2 separate regions of the Homo sapiens genome follow, and region 2 is linked to region 1. A link is a contact called in ENCODE Hi-C or POLR2A ChIA-PET data. All regions are on one chromosome and are shown on one strand. The core of a region is the stretch at or near the end of the contact, and the rest is flanking DNA. Distances in the headings are between cores, read along the strand shown. Region 1 overlaps LOC107984219 (a long non-coding RNA gene). Region 2 overlaps LOC107984219 (a long non-coding RNA gene).

What was found. A loop is a pair of places that touch in the nucleus more often than their neighbours do. ChIA-PET counts read pairs that join two places held with the same protein, here RNA polymerase II (POLR2A). Pooled maps may share reads with other maps.
Region 2: a pooled map shows a loop between it and region 1 (5-fold over the local background). The contact joins two enhancer-like sites. A Hi-C loop is called at or near these places in 2 of 168 maps with a recorded cell type or tissue (IMR-90 and K562), 3 of 37 single-sample maps with no recorded cell type and 4 of 50 pooled maps. POLR2A ChIA-PET finds 5 or more read pairs at or near these places in 7 of 52 experiments (HCT116, K562, OCI-LY7 and 4 more).

Annotation. Positions count from the first base shown.
Region 1 is chr10:31,938,273-31,944,301 of GRCh38, reverse strand. The region is part of intron 2 of LOC107984219 (a long non-coding RNA gene); the gene reads right to left. Among named protein-coding and RNA genes, the nearest start is that of ARHGAP12, 12 kb to the right of the region's middle. RefSeq lists an enhancer at 2,640-3,839. Within about 2 kb of position 3,326, at least 10 of the 41 ENCODE cell types and tissues checked have a DNase peak (open chromatin) inside an H3K27ac peak, as active enhancers do; they include endothelial cell of umbilical vein, where a contact is called at or near this core.
Region 2 is chr10:31,975,935-31,981,768 of GRCh38, reverse strand. All of the region lies in intron 2 of LOC107984219 (a long non-coding RNA gene), which reads right to left. LOC105376485 (a long non-coding RNA gene) reads left to right here. Exons shown (of 3, transcript XR_930806.3): 3 at 726-987. Among named protein-coding and RNA genes, the nearest start is that of ARHGAP12, 50 kb to the right of the region's middle. Within about 2 kb of position 3,713, at least 4 of the 41 ENCODE cell types and tissues checked have a DNase peak (open chromatin) inside an H3K27ac peak, as active enhancers do; they include endothelial cell of umbilical vein, where a contact is called at or near this core.

The sequences.
Region 1 (6,029 bases), core at 2,077-4,576:
CTTCAGTGACATGCCTGCCAGTGGCAATGGCAGGGCTTCAAGCCAGTAAATAAGGCCAGGAGCAGTGGCTCATGCCTATAATCCCAGCACTTGGAGACGCTGAGGTGAGAGGACACTTGAGACCAAGAGTGTGAGACCAGCCCGGCCAATGCAGTGACAGTTAAAAAAAAAAAAAAAAAGATCAGTAAATTAGTCTAAGGCTGCCTTTGTTCCACTTGGTCAGTTATGGAACCTTCCTAAATTTCCTTATCTGAAAAGTGGGGATAGTAATAGTTCTTCTTCCTATCCAAGATACAGTTTAAACATTATAAGAGAAAAATATTTTCAGGATGAAAACAAGAATGTTAAGTATTACCATATTATAATGAATGTTATTTAAAATATAAGAACCAAAAATGACTTATTTTGTCAAATATCTTAAGGTCATAAAAAGAATCAAGGCCTATTACGACTGAATAGGATCTGAGAATCAGCCAAACCAATCCTCTCATTTGACAGAAGAGAAACTGAGGTCATAGCAGGTAATATCCAAGATAAGACTTGTCCAAGATGGCGCTGCTAACTAATGACAGAGCTAGAATGCTAATTGGGGAGTTCCATAAAGAAATCCCCTCAAGAAATCTTTCTACTGCTTCTTCTCCCTATCCAGTGGGTAGAATGTTATTACTAAGTGCAATCAAGTAAGGAATTCCATATTGTTCCCCTTATCATCTTTAATAGAAACTGTTTTTGGCTGATGCCTGTAATTCCAGCACTTTGGGAGGCCGAGGCGTGTGGATCACTTGAGGTCAGGAGTTTGAGACCAGCCTGGCCAACATGGTGAAACCTTTGTCTCTACTACAAAAATACAAAAAATTAGCCAGGCATGGTGGCAGATGCCTGTAATCCCAGCTACTCGGGAGGCTGAGGCAGAAGAATCACTTGAACCTGGGAGGTGGAGGTCGCAGTGAGCCAAGATCATGCCACTACACTCCAGCCTGAGCAACAAGAGCCAAACTTCATCTCAAAAAAAAAAAAAAACTGTTTTCAGAACTCCTCTTTTATTTTATACCTATCGTGAAAATAACTACCATTTTAAATAGGGTAAAATAAAGTTTTCTGACAACAGAATGTGAATTTGTGTAAACTAAAAACATCATATGTCTAAAAGTTTAAAAAGTAAATATCAAAGAGCAGATTTTAATCAAACTGAAGCCTCTTTTGAGTCATACTTGCAATGCAGTCCCATTCTGTATCAGCCAGTGGGGTACTGCAAACATACAGGAGAACGAAGGTCAGCGAGATGAAGTGGAACCAGTTTGACAGAGAATATGCAATCTTGTTTCAACAGACTGATTAATATGAGAATAAATAAATTTGTTAGCCACTAAGAAGGAGGGCTCCGGAAGCTTTGTGATTTAAGAGAAGCACATCACAAAGGGGAATCTACTCCTGTTTTCAATTAACCATTGAAGTGAAGGCATGGGAAACTTTACAGAAATAATGTGGATTTGCAACAAGGAAATTCAATATCAACACTTTGAAGAATCTTATTCATACAAGACTGGGAAAGCAGGCAGCAACTTGGTTTATTTGTGTGAAGCTATGGGAAACTATTTTTTATTTTTATTTGTGTAGAGATGGGGTCTCACTATGTTGCCCAGGCTGATCTTGAACTCCTGGCCTCAAGAGATCTCTCATTGCCTTGGCTTCCCAAAATGCTGGGATTACAGGCATGAGCTATTGTGCCTGGCTAGAAACTGTATTAGTAGATACTTTCCATTGGTTAAGAGCTGAAAAACATAATTAAAAGTAGTGTTAGAGAAGCCACATGCTCGGATGCAGAGCCAACACAATTTGTCTGTCAAACCCAAGGGAGATGGTTTTTGTTTTACCTTTTTCCCCCAATTTCTTTAACTATTATACAACTTTTGCTTTCTTTCATATATTTTCCCCCATATGAAATAGGATTTCATATATATTTAGTTAAATTCTCTCTTATTCTACACACACACACGCACACAAAATAGAAAGTTAATCAAACAGAAAAAAATGGTCAGAAAGTTCTACATGGCAAGGACTTTTCTGTTTTTTTTTTTTTGAGACAGGATCTTCCTTTTTTGCCTAGGGCAGAGTGCAGTGGCACAATGCTGGCTCACTGCAACCTCTGTCTCCTGGGTTCAAGTGATTCTCGTCCCTCAGCCTCCCTAGTAGCTGCGATTACAGGCAGGTGCCAACACACCTGGCAATTTTTTTTTTAGTAGAGATGGAGTTTCACCATGTTGGCTAGGCTGGTCTCGAACTCCTGTCCTCAAATGATTCACCTGCCTTGGCCTCTCAAAGTGCTAGGATTACAGGCATTAGCCACTGTGCCCGGCTATTCTAGGCTTTTTCTTTTCTTTTTTCTTTTATTCTTCTTTTATTTCTTTTTGAGACAGAGTTTTGCTCTTGTTGCCCAGGCTGGAGTGCAATGGCACGATCTCTGCTCACCTCAACCGTCACCTCCCAGGTTCAAGCGATTCTCCTGCCTCAGCCTCTCAAGTGGCTGGGATTACAGGCATGTGCTACCATGCCCAGCTAATTTTGTATTTTTTAGTAGAGGCGGGGTTTTTCCATATTGGTCAGGCTGGTCTCAAACTCGCAATCTCAGGTGATCTGCCCACCTCGGCCTCCCAAAGTGCACGGATTACAGGCGTGACCCTGGCTCTAGTGCTTTTTCTAAGTAGCCATGTTATTTGCCTGTTTCTCTTCCTTTTGTTAAAATAAATCTTTTGGACTTAGCACACCGTGGATAGTGAATAGATATTTCAGAGTCAGAGAACAGTTCACTTTGATTTCACAGATTTTATAGAATATGCAAAGCACAGAGGCTTTACTGCACATCTAGATTTAAACTTGGTAGTCCTGACAATTCTAGAATCTGTGATGTTATACCAGGAAATGAAAGCTAAAACTATCTCATTTTAGCCATTAATTTTAACCTTTTCTCTCACTAACCTTCAAACAAAACCAGTAAGGTGGTGAAAAAAACGTTCAAAGCTTTAAACCTTCCCACTGACCTTACACCCCAAAGATCAAAGTGAAGACTATGCTGTGATTTGCCTAAAAGACAAAAAGATGAGAGATCAAGGCTCTGCATTAGTCATGAAGTGAACATTTGTCTCAAAATCAATCAAAATAGACTTGGCAGGAATATTGAATGAAGCCAACATTTTGCTCTTGTGCAACTGTCACAGATCACATAGTGGCTGCATTTTATATCTCATAGAATGGTGCCTCCAGCAATGTGAGTGAGAGCACTGGTATTTTCCTGACTCATAAGGACAGGAGTGTGCCGCCCGCTGAATCACCCTCCTCATTTCCGGGGGTGCCTGGGTGTTCCAAGACACTCATGGAGGATTAAATTATGGTTGCCATGACAGCTCCCTAAATGCTGTCTTGATAATATCAACAGCTATAGTATCAGTGTTCCCTGAATGCTGACTTATTTTCTCTTCCAAAACCTCAATAATTTTCGTAATCAAAGTTCTTCAATAGCTATGCAAATCTAAGGAATTAGTAAAAATCCTTTTTTTCTTAGATAGGTTGCCATATTAAGATACAACTCATCTCTTTCCATAAGATATATTCTTTTGAGTGAATGGTAATTGACATATGATGTTGTTTGTTGTATTTTTAGAAGGTATGAATAATATCAAAGTTAGAATAAAAATGGAAAGTTCTCACAATTTTTTAAAGTTATGGAAGCTTGTATTTGAGGACACAAATCTGAATTTTTTAAGCATTAGCTGGCATCCTGTGATAGAGGGGGCTGGTTTTACATGTGCCAGTGATTATGCAAATTACCATATGTAAGAACCTGCCTAGGTAAGAGGATGTTCTGTCCCTCTCCCTCTTCCATTCTAATGATTTGAGATATCAGTGAGTAGAGGCAAGGGAAGAAGTTCCTGGCAAACCTGTATTTTTATTTTAAAAAATCTCACTGTTGGGAGGTTGCAATATCTTTTAGGAGCATTACCTTAGAGCATTGAGTACTGAAGGTCACTTGCAGATGTCATAACGAACACCACAAAATGTTCAATGACCTTGATGCTTATTGAAATGTCTTCACTGAATGTTTTGAAACTGGGCAACTCTTGAGCCTTCTTTGCTGCTTTCTGATACAGTGTTCTCCTCTTTTCATTTCACTTTCTCTTAGGATGTTTGCTATTACTTTTTTGCTGAGATGTTCCTGGAATCCTTCTAATTTTAGTTGAACAAACATTTATCAAAGACCTGTTGTGTTCCCAAACTGTTCCTGTTTAGGAAAGCAGTTAATCAAGTGTATTAGTCAGGGTCTTGTCAGAGAGAAGTCCACTCAAATGAATTAAGTGGGAACAGACTTAAAGATAGGCTATTCACAAAGGTGAGGGTAGGTTAAGGGAACTTGTAAGAGACGGTGAATCGGGGAGCATTACAGAGCCTGGAGGGAGCAGGAACCATCTTTATCGTTTATTGTTATGATATGCCATATGCCAGGTTTTGCTCCTGAAACTATTTTCCATGAAATCCCCTTGTAATCTCTTTCTAAAATGAGAACAAGGGCATATTGCAAAAGGGAAACTGTGCCTTGATAGGAATGTGCTGATATATATTATCTCCTTTTATCCTCCCACCCACCTCAATATACCAATCCTATGGATTTTAATACTATAATTTGTTTGGATGTTTTTATCTACTGTACCAGATTATACAAATTTACATAAAGTTTCCTCCACCGATGTACTTACTGTTTGATACTTGCTAGAATTTCCAGTGCAATGTTGACTAGGAGTGGCAAAAGCATGAATTTTTGCCTTGTTCCCGATATTAGGGAAGGACTTTTATTTTTGAATCAAGAAATATTATTTATATCTTAGCTGTGTTTCATATAGAAACATTGTGTGCCCAAATGTGACAAATAGTAAATGTTTTTCATGTAGTCTAAATGATCTCAAATAATAAATTATTTATTGCTGATTTTTATTAATTTTAGGGTCATTTCCTTAGTGCCTGAGTGAAACTAAAATGAGTGTATATTTAATTTAGAGGATAACAGCAGAACAAATTATCAATTAAAATATATCTGAATTATTGATTGGGTGATTACACATTTTAAATTTGAAGGCCAATTACTAAATTTTCTTCTATTAGGCAGCCAGGGCTACATAATTTTGGAAAAAAGCTCTAGGTGGCAATCTGTCTCTTAGCCCTTTACTATGTTGAAGTCAAAAGAAAATAGAGATGAATCTCTAGGCATTTTATTTGGGAATCACAGAATTGTAATTCAGAGCATACACAGATTACAGAGGTTTTCCAGAGGCCCAAAGGACAATCCCAAAGTCAATTTTAGGTTAAAAAAACTTTTAAATTAGAATTTGGTTTTGGGAAAGTGGCAAAGATGTTAAAGGCTTAAAATATTTAATTAAAGTAGAATTGCATGCCATTGAGAAATAATAGCCATTTATTTAATCAGAGTGATAAATGAAAGACTTCAAAAGCAAATACAAGAAGTAACATAGGCCAGGCATGGTGGGTCATGCCTGTAATCCCAGCACTTTGGGAGGCCGAGGTAGGCGGATCGCTTAAGCTCAGGAGTTTGAGACCAGCCTTTGCAACATGGCAAAACCTCATCTCTACAAAAAATACAAAACTCAGCTGAGAGTGGTGACATGTACCTGTAGTTCCCAGCTACTTGGGAGGCTGAGGTGGAGGATTGCTTGAGCCTGGGAAGTTGAGGCTGCTATGAACTGAGATCACCCTGCTGCACTTTAGCCTGGGCAACAGAAGACGACCCTGCCTCAAAAATAAATAAAACTGGCCAGGTGTGGTGACTCACGCCTGTAATCCCAGCACTTTGGGAGGCTGAGGTGGGTGGATCACCTGAAGTCAGGAGTTTGAGACCAGCCTGGCCAACATGGTGAAACCCTGTCTCTACTAAAAATACAAAAATTAGCTGGGTGGTACGTGCCTGTAATCTCTGCTACTTGGGAGGCTGAGGCAGGAGAATTGCTTGAACCCAGGAAGTGGAG
Region 2 (5,834 bases), core at 2,464-4,963, 37 kb before region 1:
GTCACCGCGCCCGGCGACATTTTTTTTTTTCATATTGGATGTAGTCCACTTTGTTTTTCCCTTGGAGATATTTTCCTTTTCATCAAGAAAGGTACTTAGGTAACCCACACACATGAAGGCATAAACAGAGCTCAGAGACAAGTCATATGGTCCTTACATGAACCTTTACTTCGTGTTGATACATTTCAGATCTTTAAACCATTAGAGGCCAGGCGTGGTGTCTTACACCTGTAATCCCAGCACTTCGGAAGGCTGAGGCAGGAGGATGGCTTGAGGCCAGGAGTTTGAGATGAGCCTGGGCAAAAAGTAGTGAGACCCTGTCTCTACGAAAAATTTTAAAATTAGCTCAGTGTGGTGGCACACACCTGTTGTCCCAGCTACTCAGGAGGCTGAGGCAGGAGGATCGCTCGAGCCCAGGAGTTCAAGGCTGCAGTGAGCTATGATCGGGCTACTGCCCTTCAGCCTAGGTGACAGGGTAAGACCCTGTCTCTTATTTTTAAAAATGTATATGATCTCTTAGTTTTTGGGTCAGGACTCTGGGAACAGCTTTCCCAGGTGTCTCAGGCTCTAGGTCTCTCATGAGCCTGCAATGAAGCTGTCAGCCAGGTCTGCAGTCTCATCTGAAGACTACACTGGGGGAGGGTCCACTCCTAAGCTCACATACCTGGTTATTTTCAGTCTCAGTAAATACACTTCCAAGCTCACTTACATGTGCCTCTCCACAGGACTCACTAACAAGGTGGCTGGCTCTCCCCAGAGTGAATGATTCCAGAGAAGGCCAGAAAGAGTCACTGCATCTAAAACGGAACCTGCAGTATTTTGTAACCTCATCTCAAAAGTGACAAACCATCACTTCTGTCATAGTCTTGTCTTTAGAAGTCAGTCAATTCAACCCACGTAGAAAAAGGGGATTGCACAGCAATCCCATTACTGGTTATATACCCAGACAAATATAAATCATTCTACCATAAAGACACACGCTTGTGATTGTGAATGTTCACTGCAGCAAAGACACAGAATCAACCTAAAGGCCCAACAATGACAAATTGGATAAAGAAAATGTGCTACATATACAACGTGGAATACTACGCAGCCATAAAAAAGGAGATCATGTCATTTTTGCAGGAACATCGATGGAGCTGGAGGCTATTACCATTAGTAAACTAACTCAGGAACAGAAAACCAAATACTGCATGTTCTCACTTATAAGTGGGAGCTAAATGGTAAGAGTGATGAAGGCAAAGAAGGAAACAACAGACACTGGGGTCTACTTGGGGAGGGAGGGTGGGAGGAGGGAGGAGCAGGAAAGACAACTACTGGGTACTGGGCTTAACACCTAGTGATGAAATAATATACACAACAAACCCCTGTGACATGTTTTTACCTATGTAACAAACCTGTGTATCTACCCCCAAACCTAAAATAAAAGTTAAAAAAAGGAGGGGATTATACAAAGGTGTTAATACAAGGAGCCAGGGATGCTAGGGGGTCATCTTAGAGGCTGCCTACCACAACTGGTAACTGGTATTTTAAAAATTTTATCTACTGATGTATCAATCTATCTATCTACCTATCTATCATCTATCTATCTGTCTCTCTGTCATCTATCTAGTCTCTGTCTGCCTGTCCTTCCTATCTATCTATCTATCTATCTATCTATCTATCTATCTATCTATCTATCTATCTATCAGTCTTGCTCTGTTGCCTAGGCTCTAGAGAGCAGTGGTGTGGTCACAACTCACTGCAGCCTCGACCTCCCAGGCTGAAGTGATCCTCCCACTTCAGCCTCCCACCAAAGTAGCTGGGACTACAGGTCTGCATTACCATACCTGGCTGGGCTTTTGTTTGTTTGTTTTGTTTTGTTTGTAGAGACCCTGTCTCTACTCACTGTGTTGCCTATGATGGCCTCAAACTCCTGGTCTCAAGTGAGACTCTTGCCTCTGCTTCCCAAAGTGCTGGGATTACAGGTGTGAGCTACCACACCCAACCTTTTAAGTTAGTTTTAATTTTTGTCATTTGGAACAAAAGTGGTCCTGACTAATATATCCAGATGTCATGAATCTAGCCCCAAATAGTCTAGCTTCCCTTAATAAAGCCATCATAACAATGCCTTTTATAAAAGTATCTAAATATGTTGAGTACATTCATATTTTTCAGCCTTATTAGTTTAACACTTAGAAAACTCACACCCTATTGTGTGAACTACTACAGAAAATACTTTCTTGTTCCATTTAAGTTCCCCAAGAGCAAAGAGAAATGCCTTAAGTATTATAATGCTTCTCAACATGTCACATAGTATCTGGTCACACAGTGGATTCTCAACAAAGGCATTTTTTTTTTTTTTTTAAAGATAGGGTCTCACTCTGTAGCCCAGGCTGAAGTGCAGTGGTGCAATTTTGGGAGGGAGGTGGGGGGCAGCCCCCGCCTGGCAGGAGGGAGGTGGGGGGCAGCCCCCGCCCGGCCAGCCGCCCCGTCCTGGAGGGAGGTGGGGGGCGCCTCCGCCCGGCCACTGCCCCGTCTGCGAGGTGGGGGGCGCCTCTGCCCGGCCGCTCCGTCTGGGAAGTGAGGAGCCCCTCTGCCCGGCCGCCACCCTGTCTGGGAGGTGTACCCAACAGCTCATTGAGAACGGGCCATGATGATGATGGCGGTTTTGTCGAATAGAAAAGGGGGAAATGTGGGGAAAAGAGAGAGATCAGATTGTTACTGTGTCTGTGTAGAAAGAAGTAGACATGGGAGACTCCATTTTGTTCTGTACTAAGAAAAATTCTTCTGCCTTGGGATACTGTTAATCTATAACCTTACCCCCAACCTCGTGCTCTCTGAAACATGTGCTGTGTCCACTCAGGGTTAAATGGATTAAGGGCGGTGCAAGATGTACTTTGTTAAACAGATGCTTGAAGGCAGCAGGCTCCTTAAGAGTCATCACCACTCCCTAATCTCAAGTACCCAGGGACGCAAACACTGCGGAAGGCCGCAGGGTCCTCTGCCTAGGAAAACCAGAGACCCTTGTTCACATGTTTATCTGCTGACCTTCCCTCCACTATTGTCCTATGACCCTGCCAAATCCCCCTCTCCGAGAAACACCCAAGAATGATCAATAAATACTAAAAAATAAAAAAATAAAAAAATAAAAAAATAAAGATAGGGTCTCACTCTGTAGCCCAGGCTGAAGTGCAGTGGTACAACTTTGGTTCACTGCAGCCTTGACCTTCCAGGGCTCAGGCAATCTTCCCACCTTAGCCTCCCAAGTAGCTAAGGCAACAGGCACATTCTACCATGCCCGGCTAATTTTTGTATTTTTGCTGAGATGGGGTTTTGCCATGTTGCCCAGGCTGGTCTTGAACTCCTAGGCTTAAACGATCCTCTCACCTCAGCCTCCCAAAGTGCTGGGACTACTGGTGTGAGCCACCCCGCCTGGCCTATGGATCTTCTAAGTATAAGTTAGATGATTTTTCCCTAAATTCAGTATCTTCTTTTTGCTGATGTGTGCAATATTTTCTGCCTATTCACATAGCCTCACACTAACTTTAGGTTATTCTCATATAGTGGGGATTTTCATGATCAGAAGAACTTAATGTCACTGTACCTACCCACCTTCAATAATTCATAAAAATAGTAAACAAGGATACTCATAGGGGAATGCCAATGTTTACACTCCTTCCTCCAAGAAGTGCCTTTTCCTGAACCATTGTTTCTTGTCTCTAAGCAACTTCCTCATGCATTGCACCAGTCTCCATCATACCATGATGATTCAATTTTTAAAACAGTCTTTTGTGTGGAGCTTTGTGAAAGGCTTTTTGCAAATCTAAATAGATGCCATTCATGAGCTTTTGTCCCTATGCATATGTGCCTCCTAAAAGAGCTTTAATAGGTGGATGATGCCAATTTCCTCTCATTGAAACCATACGTTCTCCTCCAGCTCCTTCCTTGACTCTGGCAGTCATATTGGCATGCAATTATCTTTTGGAGGAGTAGGGCTCACAGCCCTTCCCTGTTGATCTGCTTTGATTGGGTCTTTAATTGGGTCTAAATTGGGTGAGATATTGTAGAAGAATGCAGGGTTAAGATCGCCAAAATCTAACTACCCTAAAAGAGACTAATCACTATGGTTAAGATAGCATGCTGAGATCAGAAACAGGGAAATATGGACGTATGTGTGGTAAATATGGGCAGAGAAAAGGAAGTAAGGTTAGAAATACAGGAAGTTGGTGGTTGTCAGTCAAGGGTCAGGAACGTTTTAGGGTCATGCCCTTTAAGAATCTGACACTGTTCTCCATTTCCCTTTTCTTTAAATTCTCTCCTCCTTCGATTCCCTCAATGCTGTGCTCTCAACCTAGCTTGGTAGATGTTCCTGCTCAGACTCCTTTCCTGGAAGCTCTTCTTCCTGTCTCTTTAATGTGGTTTTTTTCCAGGTTCCATCCTTGGCTTTATCTTGTCTCCCTCTATAGGTTCTCCACTGTCAATTTCATACATTCCTATGGATTTAGGTAAACATAGATTAATAGAATAAAAATGGGAATTTGAGCTTTAGGTAAGTCCATTCATCTGCCTAGTGTAGATTTCCACACTGATATCCCAGACACTCCAATCTTAACATGTCCAAAAATCAAAGGCATCATCTTTATATAAGCTAAGGACTTCTTCATTTTATGTGACAAAAAACCCTTATTTCATGGGCTCTAAGGAGAAGCCAAATAGCACAGGGATAGAGCTAGATTCAGAAACAACTCGAACCAAGACCTGGAAATTGCAATGATTTATTTCTCTTTTTTTTTTTTTTTTTTTTTTTTTTGAGACAGAGTTGCTCTGTCATCCAGACTGGAGTGCAGTGGCATGATCTTGGCTCACTGCAACCTCCACCTCCTGGGTTCAAGGAATTCTCATGCCTCAGCCTCCTGAGTAGCTGGGACTACAGGAGGGCGCCCCCACACCTGGCTAATTTTTGTATTTTTAGTAGAAAAGGGGTTTTGCCGTGTTGGCCAGGCTGGTCTCAAACTCCTGACCACAAGCGACCCGCCCACCTCGAACTCCCAAGGTGCTGGGATTACCAGTGTGCACTGCCACGCCGGGCCCATTTCTCCAAATTATACATCAACTTTCCTCTGAATGTCTGTTTCTTTCTCCCTTTGTTGCAGATTGATGATTTCTGCTGCTCGGCCTATGTGGTGGAAAACACAAAGATCTCCATGTTTCTGCTTTAGTCACCCAGAGTGAGACTAGTTTGATTCTGGGTCCTAAAACTCACTGGCCCAGCCATGTTCAAGGTGTCCAGCCATGGATCAATCAACTTTGGCCTCAGATACAGTGTATGCAACTTGAAGTTGCTTCATAGCTCACTGATGCTTTGCCTTCAACCTTTTTTCACTGTTTCATTTTAGATAGTTTTTATTGCTACATATTCAACTATACTACTCATTTCTTCTGCATTGTCTAAACTCCTGTCAATCTCAATCCCATCCAGTGTATTTTTCTCTCCCTTTTTTTTTTTTTTTTAGAGACAAGGTCTCACTCTGTGGTCCAGGCTAGGGTGCAGTGGTACTTTCATAGCTTACTGCAGCCTCAAACTTCTGAGCTCAAGCAATCCTCCTGCTTCAGGCGTCTGACTAGCTGGGACTACAGGTGGGTGACACCACACCTGGCTAGTTCCTCGTATTTTTTGTGAAAACGGCATCTCACTATGTTGCCCAGGTTGGCCTTGAACTCCTGGCCTCAAGTGATTCTCCAGCCTTGGCCTCCCAATTTGCTGGGATTACAGTTATGATGCCTGGTCCCAGCATATTTTTCACTGTAGATATTGCATTTTTCATATCTAGATGTTCAATTTGCTCAGTCTT